Regions from separate parts of the Homo sapiens genome. Here region 2 is linked to region 1. A link is an interaction called in ENCODE POLR2A ChIA-PET data of the cell type or tissue named here. Cell type or tissue: endothelial cell of umbilical vein. All regions are shown on one strand.

What was found. ChIA-PET counts read pairs that join two places held together with the same protein. Peaks named below come from ENCODE experiments on the same cell type or tissue, not always from the same donor. Only the 100,000 strongest peaks of a DNase experiment are listed, where the experiment ranks them.
Region 2: POLR2A ChIA-PET joins it to region 1 with 5 read pairs; 3 of 35 experiments call an interaction of 5 or more read pairs at or near these places.

What each region holds. Positions count from the first base shown.
Region 1 is chr13:73,872,474-73,877,473 of GRCh38, forward strand. The region is part of intron 3 of KLF12 (KLF transcription factor 12); the gene reads right to left. Among named protein-coding and RNA genes, the nearest start is that of LINC00393, 210 kb to the left of the region's middle. In endothelial cell of umbilical vein, no CTCF peak of the experiment used is centred here; no DNase peak of the experiment used is centred here.
Region 2 is chr13:74,081,700-74,086,699 of GRCh38, forward strand. All of the region lies in intron 1 of KLF12 (KLF transcription factor 12), which reads right to left. Among named protein-coding and RNA genes, the nearest start is that of KLF12, 50 kb to the right of the region's middle. In endothelial cell of umbilical vein, no CTCF peak of the experiment used is centred here; a DNase peak (open chromatin) is centred at 2,972.

The DNA of each region.
Region 1 (5,000 bases):
GGGTGACCCCTCACATGAGAACTGGCAATGGGAAGACAGTGAGATAGAAACCCAGCAGGAAACTGTGACCACTGCTCAACACAGAACAGGGAACTTGGGTAAGACTCCACTAATGAGAAGGAAGGAGAGTAAATCTGAGAGCACCTAGGAAGCCACTGGTCATCATGAATCACAAGCTCTTGATGAGTGCAGAATCCAGTTCTTTGGTGCCAGAATCTATTCTAACTGATCGGTCCTTGCTCCATCTGCTCTTAAAATTTTTTAATACCTCACTTAGCTAAGACAGGCTCATACGTGTTGTATGTTAGTGGTAAGCAATGGAAGGCTAAAGTACTGTCTGACATATTTTAAGAATATTCTCAAAAAGAGCCAAGCTTTTAGGAGTGGAAGTCTTTAGGCTCAGCTGTGCAAACCAGAAGTATCAGACACAGAAGACATGAGTGAACCTTTGTGAGAGCAGAGACCTTATTTTGACCACTGCTATCTTCCAAACACCTGGAATATTTGTGGTATAAATGAGTGAAATGAGGCTGGTGCTGTTAGGTGCCTCTCTTTCTCCTATTTGCTCATCTTTCTCGGTTACATCATTTGGTTAGTGCATTGACCATTTCACCTTCCACATTTTTATGGGTTTAAAGCCTAAAGAAAGAATCTTTATTTTATATATATATATAAACAACATAATCGATGATCTATTTGACCAGTTTTGCTCTCCCCTCTGCTCCCATTAAATGAGGACTTCAATAAGAATTCAGAGAAATCACTTATAGTAAACTCAACCTTTATTTTTAATAAACAAAAGGGTGAATAACCATAAACATGAAATGAACCATGAATATCATCTGCCAGACAACTGAAAAGAGACAAAGCTTTCTTAAATATGGCTTGAGATTTCAATCATTTCATCACTAGACTGATTTTAAAGAGACGGTAATTCTCAAAATCTGGTTCATCAATTTTTTGTTTAGTTTTGGTATGGTTGTTGTGTCTTTACTGTTTAGAAACCACAGCTTAAAAGCAACTTAGATAGTAATGCTCTAAATGACCAAAACTACATTTTATAATCAAAGCACTCAGAAATGAGTTATTAAAACCCAATTTTATTATTCTTTCTCTGTGTTTATATTGGTTTTTGTGGATTTTTTCTGAAAACTATATAAACCTTTGCTCAGCCTTAACTCTTTAGTGAACTATTTTATTTAAAAAATAACAACACATGAACTTGACTGTGTTTAACTTCTGTTCCAGGTAAAAAAGACATGCTATAAAAAGATTTAATACTGTTCTCAGGGAAAAGAAAATGTCAAGCTACAAAATATCTGTAATATGTATTAATATGTTTTAAAATATCTAAAAATAATTAATGCTGATAATGTATTCAAAAGCCCTATAATAGTGTTTAAATTAAGAAGGCCCTCAGAATTTACAATTTAAATAGTAAACATATGGCACTACTCAAAAAAAAACATTGAAGCAAATAACTCATTAAAAATGCAAATGAATACAAGTGAACTTGCTTAAAAAAAGCAAGTAAGAGAACCAAAGGCTATAATGGCAATGGAAAAGGCAAGGTCGAGGACTGTTCACAGGGGAGAATTCTGATGAGGTCAAATGCAGCCTTCGGAGCTGTGGACTACTTATTAAGGAAGTAGCAGTTCTGAATTTTTATTACAGAGCTTTGCTCATACTGTGATGATTTCAGATAAGGTATTTATAGATTGTCTGAATATTTGACCTTGGAACTATTTTATGGACACTAGATATATTGCTTTTTATGGAGAAAATAGACAGTTCTACATAGGTAAATCATTTGCATTATCAGAAGAGAAAGCTGGGCTGAGGTAGGGAAGGTGGTGGTGACACTTCCCCTGTGAAACATTTCATGCCTGTTCAATACGTTTAAGCAATTACGCACTACCATAAATTAGAAAAGATTATAAATCAATTAGTGACTCTTACTAGCAGCCATAGACCCATGTAAAGTAAATCACATGATGCCCTTTTTACAATAAGTTCAGTCTTGATAAACTCAGTTATTCAGGAAAATGTCACTGCAGTGATGTCTGTCTATTCTAAATTGGAATCAATCCAATAATTGACTTCTGTTTTCTTCAGCAAAGGGCACTTAACACTAACGTGTGGTACATAGTCATATAGGCCTGAAGATCACACAAGTACATCCTATTATACCACCCTCCACCTTGGCAGATGGCTTACCTTGAGTGAAACCATTAACTACTCCCAATTCAAGTGACTGAAACTAAGAAACATGGGCCAACTGATCATCACCTTGAAAATAATATTTTCTTCAGAACTGACACTTTCCTTGATACTGAAATTTTCACTTACAGGTTTTAAGTAAATCTCACTAATATGTTTTTTGGATTAGATATTAACCAAAGAGAAATTTTAAGAATTATAGCTCTTTGCCCTTACAAAGTTTCAAAGATCTACAGTCATTACTAAAGACCATATTTTAAATAGGTATTTTAATTATGAGATATAAAAATATAATCAGGAATAATTTGAGTATGGTTTACAATTATGTTTCAACACTGGTCATCTTAGATTTTCATATATCATGTGCAAAAGAATACTTAAGTGAAAAGAACGTAGTAGTTATTGCCAAATTAGGAAGATCACTCGCCAATCAATACTAAAAAAAAAAGAACTTGAACAGATTTACTTTGTAATATTTGAAATATACAAAAGAATACAATTAATATAAGTTAGGAAGCATAATAACATGAACTCCCATGGTGAGCTTTTTGTCTTTTCTAATATGTACATTTATTCTCTTTTAAGGTTACAAAGACCAGTTTGACAGCTTCCTGCAAATTTATTTTCATTACGATATAGTTCTAATATTTTTGAAAATTTCCACCATGATTTTTTGACTGACTCATGGGTAACTTAGAAAAATGTCAAATCTCAAAATGTATTTTTAAATTTTACTGTCTTCTAATTAAGTGTAGTGGTTAGAAAACATGGTTTTTGTGACAGAAATTTTCAGAAATTTGATGAAGCTTGCTTTGTTGTACATTGTGTGATACATTTTTGCAATTACTACATGTCCTTGAAAGAATGCCTATTTTCTAAACTGTTAGATACAGGAATCTATATATGTTTATTCCATTTACCCTATTAAATGTGTTGTATAAATCATTAATCTTTACCAGCTTTTCCTGCTTGACAAAAATAATTGATAAAGGTGTATTAAAATCTACCTCTGTAGTAGATGACTTTTTAACGTTTTACATTTGATGAATTGTGCTTTATATATTTTCATGCTATTTTTAAAAAATGCTTACAGGTTTAGTATTTTTATACTGTCCTGATAAACTAGTAAAACTATCTTCACCCAATTGTTTTCTGTGCTAAAATCTGAATGATCTGAAACAAAATGGCTGTATTTCCAGGGCAAATTTGTCATTATTCCTTTATTTTCAACCTTTGTTTTCATGTTTAGGTGTGTAAACCACATATGACTATACTTTTAAATTCAAACTCAGAGTCTCTGTCTTTTGGCTTTTGGAATTAGATTCTTGTATTAATTTTCTATTGCTACATGATAAATTACTGCAAACATACTGACTTAAAACAAGACAATGTATTATTCTCAGTTTTTGTGAGTCAGGAATCCAGCACATTTTAGCTGGGTGCTATACTCAGCTAAAATAAAAAAAAAAAAAAAAGGTTTTAGCTTGCTGAGTCCTAATCTGGAGGTTCAACTAGCAAAGACTCACCTTCACACTACCACAGATTATTGGCTGAATTCAGTTCCTTGTGGCTGTAGGACAGATGCCTTTCGGCTTTTAGCTGGGACTGTTTTCAGCTTTTAGTGGCTACTCTCAGGTCCTTGCAATGTGGCAATCTCTCAGACCTCCCTTTCTAGGACCAGCTTGAGAAAACTCTCTTCCCTTAAAAGACTCCTGTGATAAGATCAGGTCCATTGGGACAATCTCCCTTTCTTAAAGACAATTGTGCCACAGGATACAACCTAATCACAGAAGTAAAATCCATCAAATTCACAATTCCAGGGATTATGCAAAACATGTACTCTAGGCTGAAGCAGACAGGAACTCTTGGGGGCCAGCCAGAATTGTGCATTCCACATTCATTTACGTGGCTTATAATTAGTGATACTTGGCTTTATTTTTACCTTATTCCTTTTCTTATTTTTTATGTTTCTATTTGTCCTTTTTGTTTAATTTTTTCAATTCTGATTTCTAAAAAATGACACAGAAATACTTTTCTGTGGCTGGGCGCGGTGGCTTATGCCTGCAATCCCAGCACTTTGGGAGGCAGAAGTGGGCAGATCATCTGGGGTCAGGAGTTTGAGACCAGCCTGGCCAACATGGGGAAACCCTGTCTCCACTAAAAATACAAAAATTAGCCAGGCATGGTGGCACACGCCTGTAATCCCAGCTACTCGGGAGGCTGAGGCAGGAGAATCACTTGAATCCGGGAGGCAAACGTTGCAGTGAGCAGAGACCGTGCCACTGCACTCTAGCCTGGGTGAGAGTGAGACTCCGTCTCAAAAAAAAAAAAAAGAAAAGAAAAGAAATACTTTTTTGTTTGCTTGCTGTCTTACACATTCTATTCCCATTCAATTTCTTTGGGAAATTATACATTGAACCTCTGTTCTTTCAGCAGTTATTCTCAATTTTTTTTAAACAAGTATAATTAACAAACTATATAAGGACATTAGAAACTAACTCCCAATGTCCTCTCCAAATTTAAATGTTATTACAGTCTAATACTTCAGCTCTATCATTGTATAAAAATCCTATCAATCAGACCGTATTAATAGTATTTTAAGAAGAAAATGTGCACGCTTTTATAAAATGCCTTTTTTTAGTCATTATTCCATATTACAGCTCAGATCATCATTTTGGGTTCTATTTTTAACTCAGCAATAATAAGTTGGAATCTTTTAGCTGAATGCTTTAGAATTTCCTTTTAGTCTCTCAGTTTTTGTTCAAAACTGTCCTTATTTT
Region 2 (5,000 bases), 210 kb after region 1:
CAGCAGAAACACATATATATCTTTGCATACAGGCATGGAACGCCTCCTTCCATAGATTTACAATAACCTATTCTCCTATATTACTCGTGCCAGAGAATGTCAGAAAATAAGTCACCTTATTTAATTATTAAAACTATCAATTTCAACTACGTAGACAACTATAGTGTCTCATGTTCCAGCCCCCTCAAACAATGGGTTGGTCTAAAAATGAAAAATGTCTGTACATGCCCATTAGCTTGTAAAAGAGCCAATGTAAAACCAAAGAATTGTTACCTAATTAAAAGTAATTTGCTGCAAAATTATTGATTCAAGAACAAAAGAAATTCACATAAAGAAAAATATTTTCGGCCAGGCAAGCTGGCTCACACCTGTAATCCCAGCACTTTGGGAGGCTGAGGCAGGAGGACTGCTCGAGCCCAGGAATTCAAGACAAAACTGGGCAACATAGCAAGACCCTGTCTCTTAAAAAAAAAAAAAAACAAAGTTAGCCAGGTGTGGTGGTGCGTACCTGTAATCCCAGCTACTTGGGAGGCTGAGGCAAGAGGATCACCTGACCCCAGGAGTTCCAACTGCCATCCAGCCTTCACAATTTCTCTCCAATCCACACATATCCTTTTCACATGTAAAATTTCTCCCAGTTAGGAAAAAATATAAGTGAGCTAAAAAACATAGCTTGAGCTTTCATAGCTACTCCACTATACTATACTACTTATACTATAGGTAGCTAAGAGATTATGTGATATTAAACTAAAGATTCTATCAATAGTCTATCAATTTTCTCCATTCATTTAGCACCACACTTGGTTCTCCCCAACCCTTTTTTTTCCAACCCCTCTGACACCCTCACCTCCACTATTCCCCAGATTTTACACTGTGTGCTGACTTAAACATCTGCTCTGCTAAGAAAGACCAAATACAAGTTGTTTTTAGTGAAGATGAACATGTACATATTTTTGTATAAGATGAGTATCTAGTTTGCTATTTCTGGCAAAAGGGCAGGGAACATCCAAGGTTGTCAGTATAACTTTTATCTCTTGTGATTTAACTGGACCTTTAGCAAGCACAGAATATAACTTCAAAAGAAAGAAAGGATTTTTTCCATGATTAAACAAACAAAGCCAGGGAGCATTTTCCCGGGGCAGGGAAGGGGAGGCACACTGACAGACCTTCCGGCAAGAGTTAGGTTAGTTAAAAATTCTGAGGGAGGAAAAGAAGAAAATACAAGAATTACTGTTGCTACATTAAGCAAAGCAAAACAAGTACAGGCAAAATAAAGAAAAATGTTTCAACAAAGGTGACAATATGAAATTTAAAAATAAGGAAGAGTGACTTGACAAAGTTTACCTTGGGTTATCTGACAACATTGAAATGGGTTGGACAAAGTACACAGTGAGCTCAAACATCCTGGCTTTAAAAGCGTGGGGCCCACAGTCAGGCATCATCTCTAGATCATCCATTATTATCTGTCTTATAAGGAGTAATGGTAATTTAGACAAATCCAATCCAATTTATTCCATCAAAGATGTATTGAGGCCGGGCGCAGTGGCTCACGCCTGCAATCCCAACACTTTAGGACACCAAGGCAGGCGGATCACTTGAGCCCAGAGACCAGACTGGGTAACATGGCAAAACACTGTGTCTAAAAAGTGCAGAAAAATTAGCCCAGGTATGGTGACGCGTGCCTGTAGTCCCCGCTACTCAACAGGCTGAGGTGGGAGGATCACCTGAGCCCCAGAAGTCAAGGCTGCACTGAACCGTGATTGTGCCATTGCACTCCAGCCTGGGCGATAGGAGACACACACACACACACACACACACACACACACACACACACACACACAAACATTTAATACATTCTCATGTACAAAAACTCTAAGTACTCTAGGAGAGATACATAAATCCAAGTCTAAGATGTGTTTAAGTAACTCATACCACAGCTAATTTTCAAAAGTTTGTCCAGTTAATATTGAATTGAGAATTTGGCTCAACAATATGAGCTTGACATGTTTTATAGCTCAAACATAATTGAGTAATGGCAATTTCATAGGTTCAACGGTTTGTATAATACTGATATTAAAAGGTAATGAAGTAACTGTGAAATAGAAGTCTAGGCAAAAAGTCTCTTAGGGTACAGAAATTAAAATGCAAAATAAAAAGTAATTCATTTTGTCTTTGGAAAGCAGGTTGGCTTCTTGGAGCAGGTGGCATATGAACTAGGCAGAAGTTTTTGAGATTTGGAATTATTAGAAGAGAGAATACAGTGAGATAGGGAATGGCAGATGGGGATTTCAGACTGGAAAAGCAAGATTTCTTATAGCATAGAATCATAAAGTGTAACAGAATAATTTAAATAATAAAATCATCTATTTTAATGTTACCGAACAAGTACGTGAGGTTCACTATTAAAAATAATTTAGACCAAATTCACTTGGAGACTTGGATATTACGTCTCATAACCGAATGAACAGGGTGATGTAACAAATATAAAGGTTTTCTGATCAATGATAAAAGAAAAATTAAATAAGAGAATTGAATCAACCATTCCCTATGAAAGGGCTACCAACTTTCTCCATTTCAGAAAAGTGTCAACATAAAACACTAAAAGCTCCTCACTCTATTACAAATGCAGCAGAATCCCACAGATCATCCTATTCTGTTCCGTGATGGTCAACAGACTTCCCCTTGACCATTGTTCTCATGGTTGTCTCTGCCCCAAACACCAGGGTTTTTATAAAGTCCCCATTAGATTTTAAAGGTCAAGTTCTTCCTACCACTCTGCTTACAGATCACTAGAAGTCACCACGAAACATTTACCATGATAGCGGCAAATTTTAATAATCACTAGAATGTATTGAGTAGTTTGTGGGAACACTGGCTTCTGCATGATTTTGAGGATGGTAATGAAGTCTAATCTACTGCTCCATTACACATATTATTCTTAGCCACAATAACAGTGTTCCGTTTGAGCTTTAGGGCTGTATTTAAATAGATGGTTTAGGAAACAATAAAGCCTAAAAGAATACTGTAGGTGTATTCCAAATTTAGTGTGAGTAGGAAACATCAGGGGAATTTTATCTACTCCATCAAACAATAAAACACTCTGAGCCAGCAACACAAAGGAGCCAAAAAAAAAAGGGATGGGAACATTTTTTCCGCTTATTTGAAAGCCAGTGTGCTAATAAAAATATCCATTAAAAAGCATATCAAGTCTTTTCATTATAGTTTGCAGGAGGTTTTGTTGGTTTTTTTAAAAGAGAAATGCTATATATTATGCTAGTTATATTACATAAACAGTAGAGCTTATTAATACCCTACAGGTCTATATCATGATCCATTAAACAAGCAAGCCAAGGGAAAGAATGGAGTTAGATGACCACGTGAAAGAAGAATGAGACAGTCCTGCAGAGAAAGACACAAACATCCAAGAACACATGAAAAGTACCAGCAATCAAACCCACGTGACCAAAAAAAAGCATTCTAGTTGCTCAATCTTTCAAAACATCTTTACTGAAGACCTTTAGATATTGGCTGTGTTTTCATGAACATATGCAAAAACGGGGATACCTCATCACCTGCCCCAAGGGTCATATAAAATAATGTTAATGGCTGAATATAAAATCCACAGTTCGGAGGTTCTTTCCCAGGTAAAGTCCATGACAATGTCAAAGCCTAACACAAGAAAGACGTAGCTCATATTACAACAAGCACCACCATAAATGCCCTGCTACCAATCATATGCCTTGAGCACTTGTTATGTATGAGACACTACACTAATGAGCTTACACATAATTCACTGAATTCTCACGCTTCCTTGAGGTAGCTGCTGTTATTGTCCTCATTTCCAGATACAAATGTCAAATTTTAGAGAGACCTAAAAATTTTTCTAAAGTTTAGCAGCCTTAAATAATGGAGCAGGGACTCAACCAGACATTTGTAATACTGGTCCTGAACTGTGATCCACTAGCCAGCGGGTTTCTAACTTTAAAGCTCGCCACAATCAACGGACAACTTGATTGTGCACCAATTCCTGGGCACCACCTTCAAAGGTTCTGATTTAGCCATCTGGGGTTAAGCCCAGGACTCTGCATTTCAACCAACACTTGTGGTAATTCTGGTACAACTGTCTGTGGAGCAAATACCAACTTCTGAGCAGAATGGCTATTATCTGCACTGGAATAGAGATTGCTGGTACCTGCTAAAATGCTAATTAAAGCAAAGGATTACCTGCAATGATGAAAAACTGCAGTAAATTTTAAAATAAATTTTACTTTTAACCTGCTTTATATTTTTGATATATATTATATATAAAATTATGAAAGATATATTGAGTTTTTAATATTTCATATATTTTAAAAGTGGTTTAAACTTTAAAATCAATTTTTGTTTTAACAATTAACTAAAGGAATCACTAATTTTTATTATTATTATTATTATTACACTTTAAGTTTTAGGGTACACGTGCACAATGTGCAGGTTAGTTACATATGTATACATGTGCCATGCTGGTGTGCTGCACCCATTAACTCGTCATTTAGCATTAGGTATATCTCCTAATGCTATCCCTCCCCCTCCCCCCACCCCACAACAGTCCCCAGAGTGTGATGTTCCCCTTCCTGTGTCCATGTGTTCTCATTGTTCAGTTCCCATCTATGAGTGAGAACATGCGGTGTTTGGTTTTTTGTCCTTGCGATAGTTTGCTGAGAATGATGATTTCCAATTTCATCCATGTCCCTACAAAGGACATGAACTCATCATTTTTATGGCTGCATAGTATTCCACGGTGTATATGTGCCACATTTTCTTAATCCAGTCTATCATTGTTGGACATTTGGGTTGGAGGAATCACTAATATTTTAAGCATGGGTAGGAGTTGATGATCACTTGCTAGCATTTTTGTTTAAAGGCTTAAAACTATTATATTGCTCTTTGTATATTCCAAAATACATACTGTTGACCCCTGAACATCATGGAGGTTAGGGGTACTGACCCCTACCTCGGGC